2 separate regions of the Mus musculus genome follow, and region 1 is linked to region 2. Evidence: chromatin loops called from intact Hi-C (ENCODE). Cell type or tissue: heart. All regions are shown on one strand.

Region 1 (5,000 bases), 76 kb after region 2:
TTGTTTGTGTATTCTTTCCATTATCCTGGCATTTCTTTAATGCTTAACTGCTAAGGACAAAGGGTTATCTCTGGTTCGTCTGCTCTACCTGTATCCCCATGATTTGTATTCTCACTCCCGTGTTTTGTTTTCCGCTCTTATTTTGCTGAAGTATCAGACACACACATTTAGAAAACCATTTAGAAGCCCGAGAGCTTGCAACGAATTGTGGTGGTTTTCTCCCCAGACCGCTTGCCTGGCGGCTGCCCAGAGTGATGGATCACTTTCCACCCTATTCGCTTCCACTTTCATTCCATCTGGCCGGGACCGGCGCTCTTCTGGCTGGGAACTTGCTCACTCATGATGAGTCTTGATTTATCAGTTCAGGGTGATGTTCACGACTCACTGTTGTGGCAGATGGAGATTTTTGTTCCTATCCCTCATTTTCCTCCTTTTGAGTCAGACCTAGCCAGCCATCTGCATCATTTGCATGTATTATTCTCATTCCTTGTATGGCGGGCATGCTTGCGTGCGTGCGTGCTTGCGTGAGTGCGTAGGTGCGTACGTGGGTGCCTGCGTGCTTGCGTGCTTGCGTATTTGGAACAGGTTTTCACTCTGTAGCCCAGGTTGGCCTCAAACTTGAGCTCCGCTGGCCTCAGATTGTAGATGTCTACCACCATGCCCACCCTTGCCTGTTTTATTTTGACCTCAGCTCCATACCTTTCACTTCTGGCTCTTGTTTCTCAGCTTTTCCTCGCGCCCCCAGCCCCCTCACTACCCACTTCTCCTTCTGTCTTCAATTCTTTCTGCAGACAAGATTAATGGCATTTTCTTGACTTTGTAACTATACTATGATCTCAACTTTCTAGTTTGATTTCACAAACTGAAAATGAGTAAATTTGTGTTGTCATTTTGTACTGTTGTTGTAACGCAGAATTGACTTGGTGAAGCGTCACCTGGTGAGACAGGATCACTCTTCTTTCAGTGTGGTGACTTGTTTTACGCTATCTCGGCCTATCTTTTTACTCCGTCTTTATCCGTTTTTGGTGGTGAAGCCTTAGCTATTTATTAACTTATTATTCTTTACAAAACAAAAAGCAAAACTAGTGTTCCCCAGCCCCACCCTGGCAGCTTCCTTTAGGCACTGCTCCAGGTATTAGGAACCAATACTCTGAGGCATATGATCAACCTCCATGCATCTGAGTCTAGAGGGATCTAAGGGGCAAGCGCACTAAGTGTTGCAGCTGCAGCCAAGGTGACTCTGAGCAGCCGGAAGGAGGTGACAAGGGTCTCTCAGTAAGTCACAGACGGCAAGCGTTCTTCTACTGTCTGCTTGTGGGTGAATGATTCTTGCATAAAATTCTCTACATCGTGAGGATCTTAGCTTAAACGATTGGCCTGGAACTTCCTGAGCCCCGCTGCCTCCCAGCGCTACATCTAGAATCCTAAGCTCTGGGATGGCTTCTTCCTGATCTTGTTGTGGCATCTCTTTAAAGATTTGTTTATTTACTGTGTGCACGTGTGTGTGCTAGTCATGGCGCTTAGGTGAAGGTCAGAGGACAACTCAGGTCAGCAGACTTGGCAGCAAGCCCTTTAAGCCGCTGAACCCTGGAATCCCTGCTGCTGTGCATTGCCCCATGGCCTCCTCTTCATTTTCCTTTAGTCGGTTTAAAGCAGCAGCAAACATTTGCAAAGTGTTTGCTCTGTGTGTTTGCTTAGTCAGCTGCATTGTCCCTCTTGGTATGAGCTCACCCAGCCTTCCGGTCGCTGGAAGAAGAAAAGGTACCCAAATGACAAGGGCTTTCAGTACAGGCCTGCATGGCACAGTCAGATTTTATTTTAGGTTTTGCAAGTGTGCCAAACAAATACCTACTTTTACAACAGGTGCCACTGATGGGGTGCGACTGAGGCTGACAGGACCCCACTTCCCTCCAGGGATGGAAGCTGCAGGATGGCCCCTTTCTTTCTTTATACCTGTCAAGTAAATTGCTGTTTGTGTGTGTGTGTGTGTGTGTGTGTGTGTGTGTGCGCGTGTGTGTATAACTAGTGTTCATCTTTTTTGGTTTATTTTATGCATAACTGATATCCTTCTATATATTTGAGCTGATCAGTTTATATCTACTTGGGTTTGATATTTATATTACCCACGAGGAAAAAGAAATGTCTTTGATTAAAGAAACAGGGTACAATGTTTTGGATGTCTACTAGAAACTTAGTAAAATTCCTAGGGTCTAAATCACTTTCTCTCTCACAAGATCTTTTTACAAAGCTTGGAATCTGCATATTGATACAAAGAAAGAGTAAAAGCAGCTGTCAGATGCAGCCCTGTGAGATAATGAGAGAAACACACCTGCCTCCAGGTTTGCAGCGAGGGAAGTCTCAGTTACTCCCCAATAGCTTTACCAGGGTACTCAGGGAGCAGGTGTGTCCACTCAGTTAATGCTCTTGAAAGAGTTGGGATTCCTGGCTTCTTTCTGGGCCAGTCTCTCAACTCCCTTGTGTCTCCAGCTCAGGCCCCCCATCTTACTCACCTTGAGACCCCAGATTCTATCCCCTGCTGCCTCCTCCAGTCACCCTCCACCCTGGCACACACCTGACTCTGACAGACTACCAGCAGTTGTGCCAGCAGTCCTATGAAGTCATCTGTACCCACTCTGTGTGCTCCCCGTGCTGATCTCACCCAGTCTTAGCCGCTCTGGGTTCCTAGAATCCGGTTGTGTGAACTCCTTTCCTGTCTCCTCATTTTCTGCCAAGAAGTCATTCTTTTTGGCTTCCTGCCTTACATTGCTCAATAGAAGAACCATCTCTAGGGACGTCAGGAGCCCTCACATTCCCTGTGACTCCCCAAGATCTTCCAGAGCTCGTGCGCATGAGTTACTGCACTGAAAGGACTTATAAACACAGGATTGAAATTGCTTTTCAAAACTGCTGTCGTTAGACGTGCCCTCCCTCACTGAGGCATGAGAAACAGAGTTTGCAGGCCACAGGGAAGAGAACTGCTGCTCCCACTGAGAAGGGAACCCCCCCCCCCCCATAGTTCTGAGGTAGTCACTCACCATTTGGTCTGACAGCTTTGTTCTTGGAGGGGACATCTAGACAAATTACCTGTCATTGTCACCCGGCTGTCACCCCTGTGAACCACATGAGAGCTGCTCATCACCAGTGAGTCAGTTTCCTGAGACCTGAGTCCTGGTCCTTGAATGGGAGGGGCTATAGAGAAGGCCTAAGCTACAATGGGGGACTCAGCAGCAGGAGCTGAGCCATGGTCTGGAATGGGTGTTTCCTAAGTGGGAAATGGGGCAAGGGTGACACCCTGAGCATGATGGGAGTCAGGGGAGGAAGTCAGAAGGCAGTACTGGCCTTGTGCTGGGTTGGGGAGGGGTGCTGGTTTCAGACTGGATGGGTCCTACTCCCACAGTTCAGAAGTCTGGAAGTCAGGAATCCAGGAGATGGCAGAGCCATGCTCCCTGTCTCTGATGTGTGGCTTTTGTGCCTCTTCTTGTCCCTCGCATAGCCAGGCACTCCTGGGTGTATAATGATATTGCTCTAAGCATAACCCCCATTTTCATGTACTCTTTTCTCTGTCTCCTGGGTGGCCCCTTAAGATCTTTAGATTTTTATCCACAAGTGTACTATTTCCAAATAAGATCACATTCATATACACCAAGAATTAAGATGCGCCCCCACCCTGTATGAATCTCTATTTTGAAACAGCATCTCGTCAGAAAGCCCATGTTAGCCTCGAACTTGGAACCCTCCTGCATTTGCTTCTCCAAGCCTAAGGCTGCCATTTGTGTCGTTACACCCTACTCACTGCAAATGTCTTTTTGGGGTGTGCAATTCATTCTGTTTTAGATAGTAATAGCTGAAGGAGAGGGATCAAGGCTCAGAATACTGTGTGGCAGGGTGTGCTGAGCCTCCCTCAGGGATCTGCATGCTTTCCTGAGAATGGACCATCACTTGTGAGTCCCTACGCTGACACTCCCCTGTCTTTTCTGGTCACAGCCTTCTGGATGATTCTGACTCTGGAAGTCACCAGCGCTTTCCTCTTGAATGAATGATGTCCTGTCTAAAGCTGAATAGCTGGGAGGCGAGGAGCACCTTCTTGGAGGGGGAAGGGTTTTCTTAGAGAATTAAATGTAGGGCTCGGCAGAGCTGCTGTGGCCGGCTGGCTCAGGAGTTGGTGACTCCGGCTTGGTTGTCCCCGAGGCATCTATTGTTCCTGGAATAGCTGGACAATCTGTTCCAGGCAAGGAAGAAAACACACCAAAGCAATAGGATGACTTCGTTATGAGTGCAGTTGTAATCCCAGCATCCTTTGCAAGTAATTACACTTGCAGTCATGAACCCGAACCTCAGCTTGGTGCTAATATGAACCTATCCTTCCAATTGATATATGTTGAGCGTGCACATGGGTATTGTTCTAAATGGTTTTGGCTTTCTGTACCTTGCTGTATTACAAAGAGTCCTAAACTCCCCCCCCCCCCCCACACACACACAGTGTTTCCTTCTTCAGGCGCCCAATCAGAGGTAGATCTTTCTGCTTCTCCTCAGCCTTGCTCACTCCCTCATGCTTCTCTCCCTGTAGTTGCTTTCTTTCCACCCTGGGGAGATGCTGCTTTCTCATTCAGTGGCTACAGTGCTCTTAGCTCCAGCTTGTGGCCCTGCCCTCCAGCACTGCAGTGCTTGGTCTGCCCTACCCTGTGTTATGTTAACAGTGCTTTGTGAAGGTGTCACTAATGTGTGGTATGGCAGAGCGTGTACATTCTAGCAGCTGGATGATTTTCAACAGGTTTGGCAGTACACTCCGAGCGTAGGTATGCCCTCTGAAAATGAGTTGTCAGGTGGTGTACCGGAACCACATATTGTGTTCCTGAAAGCCGAGGTGGTCTTGTGGTGCAAGTAAAAACAACCATAACAGAACATCCTGTTTTACCAAAAAATTCTTTTTTGCTAGTAAAAGGATGTATGAAGCACAGTCGTCAGAGCTTTAGAGGTAGCTCAGTCTCTGAATTTGATCT
Region 2 (5,000 bases):
TCCTGGAACCCACGTGGTGGAAGAAGAGCCCAGACTCCTGAGTTGTCCCCTGACCTCCACACACATGCTGAGGTATGGGAACACACATGCACACAATCAATCAATAAATATAACATTAAATAATGTTTAAATCAGCACGAGGAACATTGAGTCTCCTTGCATAGTTGAACGGTTTCTCTTTCTTGGTATCTGACTTGCAAGCCTAGAGCAGTCCATTTAGATGACAGTAGTGGAAGCATCTATTAAAGTCCAGCTGGCCTGTCAGAGGGTGTGGTGGTGTTAAAGAGTTGTCCCCATACTCTTGGGCATTCAGACACTGGGCCCCTGGTTCACAGCAATATTTGGATAGGTTTAGGAGTTATGGACTTGCTGGAGGACACGTGTCACGGGGGGGCAGGTTTTGCAATTTCAAAGATGTGTGCCTTTCCCAGTGTGTTCTGGATTCTTGCTATCAGTTCAAGTCTGACTCCCACATGATTACCACGAAGGAGAAACATGTATAATGGAGTAGAAAAGAGAACACATTAGCTTGGTATCCCATTCGTGAGTCATGTATCCTACACTCATCATCTAATACTGCCAATACTGGCCTCCTTTCTAAGTAGTTAGACTTATACCCATTTTCTCAGCTATGTGTATACATTACAGGCTAGGCTCTGCCTATGAGGGAGAGCATGGGATTTTTGTCTTTCTGAGTGTAGGTCACCTCACTTACGTTATCCTTCCTAGGTCCACTCATTCCTCCTAGCAGTTTCACGACTTCATTGTTTTTCATAGTTGAGTATACACAGTTGGGTGCTATCCCAATGTGTACATGTACATTTCTATTATCTATTCATCTCTTGATGGATATCTTTCTGGTTCCATTTCTTGCTCTTGTTACTACAGCAGCAATAAACATGAATGTGCCAATACCTCTACAGTAGGGTATGGAATGGCTGTGTCCATGTGGTAGTTCTGTTTTTAACTTTTTTGAGCAATCTCCAAACTGACTTCTGTATTTCTGTAGTAGTGGGTACTCCCAGCACCAATAAGTAAAGGTTTCTTCCCCTCCATACCCTCTCTGTCATTTGTTGTCAGACTTCTTGACAATAGCCATTTTGACTGGAGTTAGCTGGTATCTCAAAATAGCTCCAAGAAGCAGCAGGTGAGACTGCCTTGCCTTAAAAGTTCTCTGCATAGCAGAAGAAATGATCAGTAGAACCCACAGCCTAGGATAGGAGTCTCTTGATATCTGTACTTCAGACAGAGGGCTAACAGGCAGAACAAACAGCCCTAGCCCAAACATGAAGGGAACAATACTACAGATCAACAAAGGAGCAAATGCAAAACACGAAGAAGTAAAAATAGCCAATAACTATTCTTCAAAGTGTTCAACATCCCTAGTAGTCAGGGCAATGCAAACTGTTCCATTGGTTGACCTGTTTTCAATGCCAAGACCAGGCTAGCATCGACCCTACAGCACTGTAATACAACTTGAAGTCAGGTTTTGTGATACCTCTAGCTGCAATCTTTCTCTTTAGGATTGCTTGGGCTGGTCAGGATTTTCCTTTAAAATTATCAATGGAATTATTATTATTACTGGTTTTTTGAGACAGGATTTCTCTGTGTAGCCCTGGCTGTCCTAGCTCTTGCTCTGTAGACCAGGCTGGCTTTGAACTCACAAGATCCACCTGCCTCTGCCTTCTAAGTGCTGGGATTAAAAGTGTGTGCCACAATTGCCCAGCTGGAATTATTGTTTTTACTTTTTTTTATTTTATTATTAATGTATTATTTGCTTTTATTTTTATTTTTCCCAATGTGGTAAAATGTTGCTGCAGTTCACTTACATTTTATAAAAATTAAGTTTTTAAGTAATAAATATACTGAAAAAAAACTGTTGAAAATGTGGCTTAAAAGATGTTTTGAAAAAAAAAAACTTTGCCAGATTCTACTGTTTTAGAAATACTAGCGGGCTGGAGAGATGGCTCAGTGGTTAAGAGCACTGACTGCTCTTCCGAAGGTCCTGAGTTCAAATCCCAGCAACCACATGGTGGCTTACAACCATCTGTAATGAGATCTGATGCCCTCTTCTGGTGTGTCTGAAGACAGCTACAGTGTACTTATTTATAATAATAAATAAAATATTTTATTAAAAAAGAGAAATACTAGCATATGCATGATGCTATGCTAGTATGATGTCAAGTGAGCAGAGATTGAAGCAGTTCAGTGTTGCCTCTATACAAATTGCTCAGCATCCTTCCACTTCTGAAAAGATTTTTTTTTTAGGTCTGTTTTCTTTTTCTTCTTCTTCTCCTTCTCCTTCTTCTTCTTTTTTTTTTTTTTTAGTTTTTAAATTGTGTGTCTGTGTGTGCCGCGCGCATATGTGGGCTTGCATACGTGCAGTTGGCCATGGCGGCCAGCAGAGGGCATCATATCCCACGGAGATGGAGCTGTGAACTGCCTGTTGTGGGTGTCAGGAACTAAGTCTAGTCCTCTGCAAAAGGAGTAAGTATTCCTTTTGAAACCTACTGAACCGTCTCCAGCCACTGCCTTCTGACGATTTTTTTTTTAACTCCACCTTTACTACAGCACCGTATGTTCACAGACACTGAGTTCACAAGCCTCCAGGTGAGTTTGAAGGCTCTGTGAATATTATTAATCAGAGACATTCTGGGTTGCAAAACTGCTTTAACTAGAGGCTCCCAGGCTGACGATGAAGCGATGAAAACAGAGGCAGCTGATTGCCTGACTCACACGGAATAGTGCAGCTGCCCAGCTGCAGCGGCATCCAGAGGGAGCAAGGGGCGGGAAGAGCCCAGCAGGAACCTGCACCTTTGAAGATCAAGGGCAGGAGCTCTGTTTCCACTGAGGAAACGCGGGGCTTGGAGCTACATTGAGAGGCTAAGATGCTGACTCCACCATGGCAGCCACTGAAAGACTTCCAGGATGGGGATCTTTTAGAACCTTTTTAGTGACAAATGACAAATCAAGTTCAAAGCAGTTCAGACTGAGAGCAGAATGATGTAGGACTCCGCGGAGCTCCAAGTCTGGGGCCTTTAGGACTGGAACAGGCTTCAGAAGGAAGTGAAGACTTCCTCAGGCTCCGACTTTGATCTGGGGCTTGTCTGAGGTGGGCACTGCTCCTTCCGCCGGTGTTCAGGAAACCTCTGAATAGTAGAAAATCAGGCTGGTACAGCCTGAGACGGGGTGTACTTACTGAGTTTACAAATCCCTCAGACTCCATTCGGACTCAACGTGAGCAGCTCCACAGAGCACGAGTGGGCTAGCTTCAGCCACATGTGCACACTGGAGCAATCAGTCCTGTCAGGAACAAGTATGCCATGACACAGGCGGGCCTGGATCACATGACTGCCGTGCGACTTGGGTGGAGTGATGGAGCGGGCGATGGCATGCTGTGAGGAGAAGCCCTGCTCTACCCAGAACAGAACTTCTCTACAGGAAAGGGAAGTGTTCTTTCTTTTTTGAGAACAACAGATATGGCCGTGGGGAGGGCCTGGCCCAGATGGTCTGCAGCGATTACTCGGCAGGCAGCCAGGTGAGACTGCCCTGGTGCTGGGCGAGCCTACGAAAGCCTGAGAAATGTTTCTCAACTTGGCTTAAGACAAGCACTCCTACCCCACCCTGAGCAAGGGTAACAGCTCAAGCCTTCTCAGAATATGTGAGACCCAAAATAGACAAAGCTTCAGGAAGATAAATAAACCAAAAGAGCACTGCTCGACTTCCAAACTACAGGGTTTGTTCCTAGGCAGCCCGCACTCTCCTGCTGGGAGAGAAAAGAGCAGGGCTCTGTGGAGGGATGAGGGGAGAGGCAGACTCTGCAGCTATCTCTGTAAGCTCCTCCCCCTGTGGTGGGTCCAAGGGGTCTTAGCGGGGGTGGGGGGTGGGGGAGGATGCAGATCGATTTTGCAGGCGTGGAGTAGAGTTTAGAGTCAACCAGGCTGGAGGACAGACAAGATAAAAATCCGTCAGCCAGGAGCATGGACGCCAGCAAGATGGCCGACCCACATGGTTACAGTGAGACTCACAGGGGAGGGGGTGGGTGAGCCAGCCTGGCAGGGAGATCTGCTTGAGCCTGGGCCAGTCCTAGCTCTTGAGTTCACACTGTGGACACACAGAGAACTTGTGTTGGAGCCATAGGAGGTGAGAGCATATCTTCTTTCAGTTGGTTCTGGGATCTCACTTATCCCAGTGGGGGTCCCACTTTGGGTGCCTGAGAGAGTGGAGGGGAACAGGCTTCCTTGTGGACCCACATGCCGGCTTAAGCTAGCAATGAGGATGGACACTGGTTCCTCCCCATCCCCTGTTTCCCATGCCAAACAATGCTTTAGTTGCTGGAGACTGTAGCTGGTCCTTAGATGACCAAGATTCTGTCGCCATTCTCATGGAGATTTTGCTCTAGACTTCCTAGACATCTCTGGTCTTTGTAATCTTCACTGAAAGAATTCATATGAGGTCCACGGGGAACTTGGGGCTTGCGACAACACAAAGCAAAGGCTTAGACAATGGACAGATACACCACTGTGCCTGCCTACATTTTAGGGCGTCATTAAACTATTTCTTAAAATCCCTAAAACAGACAGCTTTTCTGAAGACTCTTTTCCTGTCCAGGTGATTGACAGACCCATTTGTTATTTAAATGAGAGGGCAGGAGTATACCATTGCTCTCTACTTGAATTCTTTGGCCCGATAGTCATCTTAGAAGGTTTCTTTAGCTATTAATGACCTAAGTATTCAGAACGTAGTGTCTTTCCTCGGGGGCCAGAAACATTACTCAGGACCTTTTCCTCTGACCAGGGATGTTACTGCAGCAACACGTCACGAGAAGAACATTTCTTACTTTCTAGAAGACTGGAACTTTTGCTGGACCTCACAGCTAGAGTTAATAACACACCTTAAGGTCACTCATGGCTTAAGATTGCTATCCTACTGTGTGCCTGTCTGTTTCAACTGCTTTTAAGAGAACTTGCTCTGGATTTCCCATGTAAGCAGCTTTTACA

The links. A loop is a pair of places that touch in the nucleus more often than their neighbours do. Peaks named below come from ENCODE experiments on the same cell type or tissue, not always from the same donor. Only the 100,000 strongest peaks of a DNase experiment are listed, where the experiment ranks them.
Region 1: a loop joins it to region 2, with 3 times the contacts of the local background. A loop is called at or near these places in 5 of 42 quality-filtered maps.

Annotation. Positions count from the first base shown.
Region 1 is chr15:31,340,435-31,345,434 of GRCm38, reverse strand. The region is part of intron 1 of Ankrd33b (ankyrin repeat domain 33B); the gene reads left to right. Among named protein-coding and RNA genes, the nearest start is that of Ankrd33b, 25 kb to the left of the region's middle. In heart, no CTCF peak of the experiment used is centred here; DNase peaks (open chromatin) are centred at 2,774 and 3,264.
Region 2 is chr15:31,416,647-31,421,646 of GRCm38, reverse strand. No RefSeq gene overlaps it. Among named protein-coding and RNA genes, the nearest start is that of Gm41286, 10 kb to the right of the region's middle. In heart, CTCF peaks have their summits at 2,205 and 2,405 (motif pointing right); DNase peaks (open chromatin) are centred at 3,416 and 3,896; H3K4me3 peaks cover 1,077 bases; H3K27ac peaks cover 1,044 bases.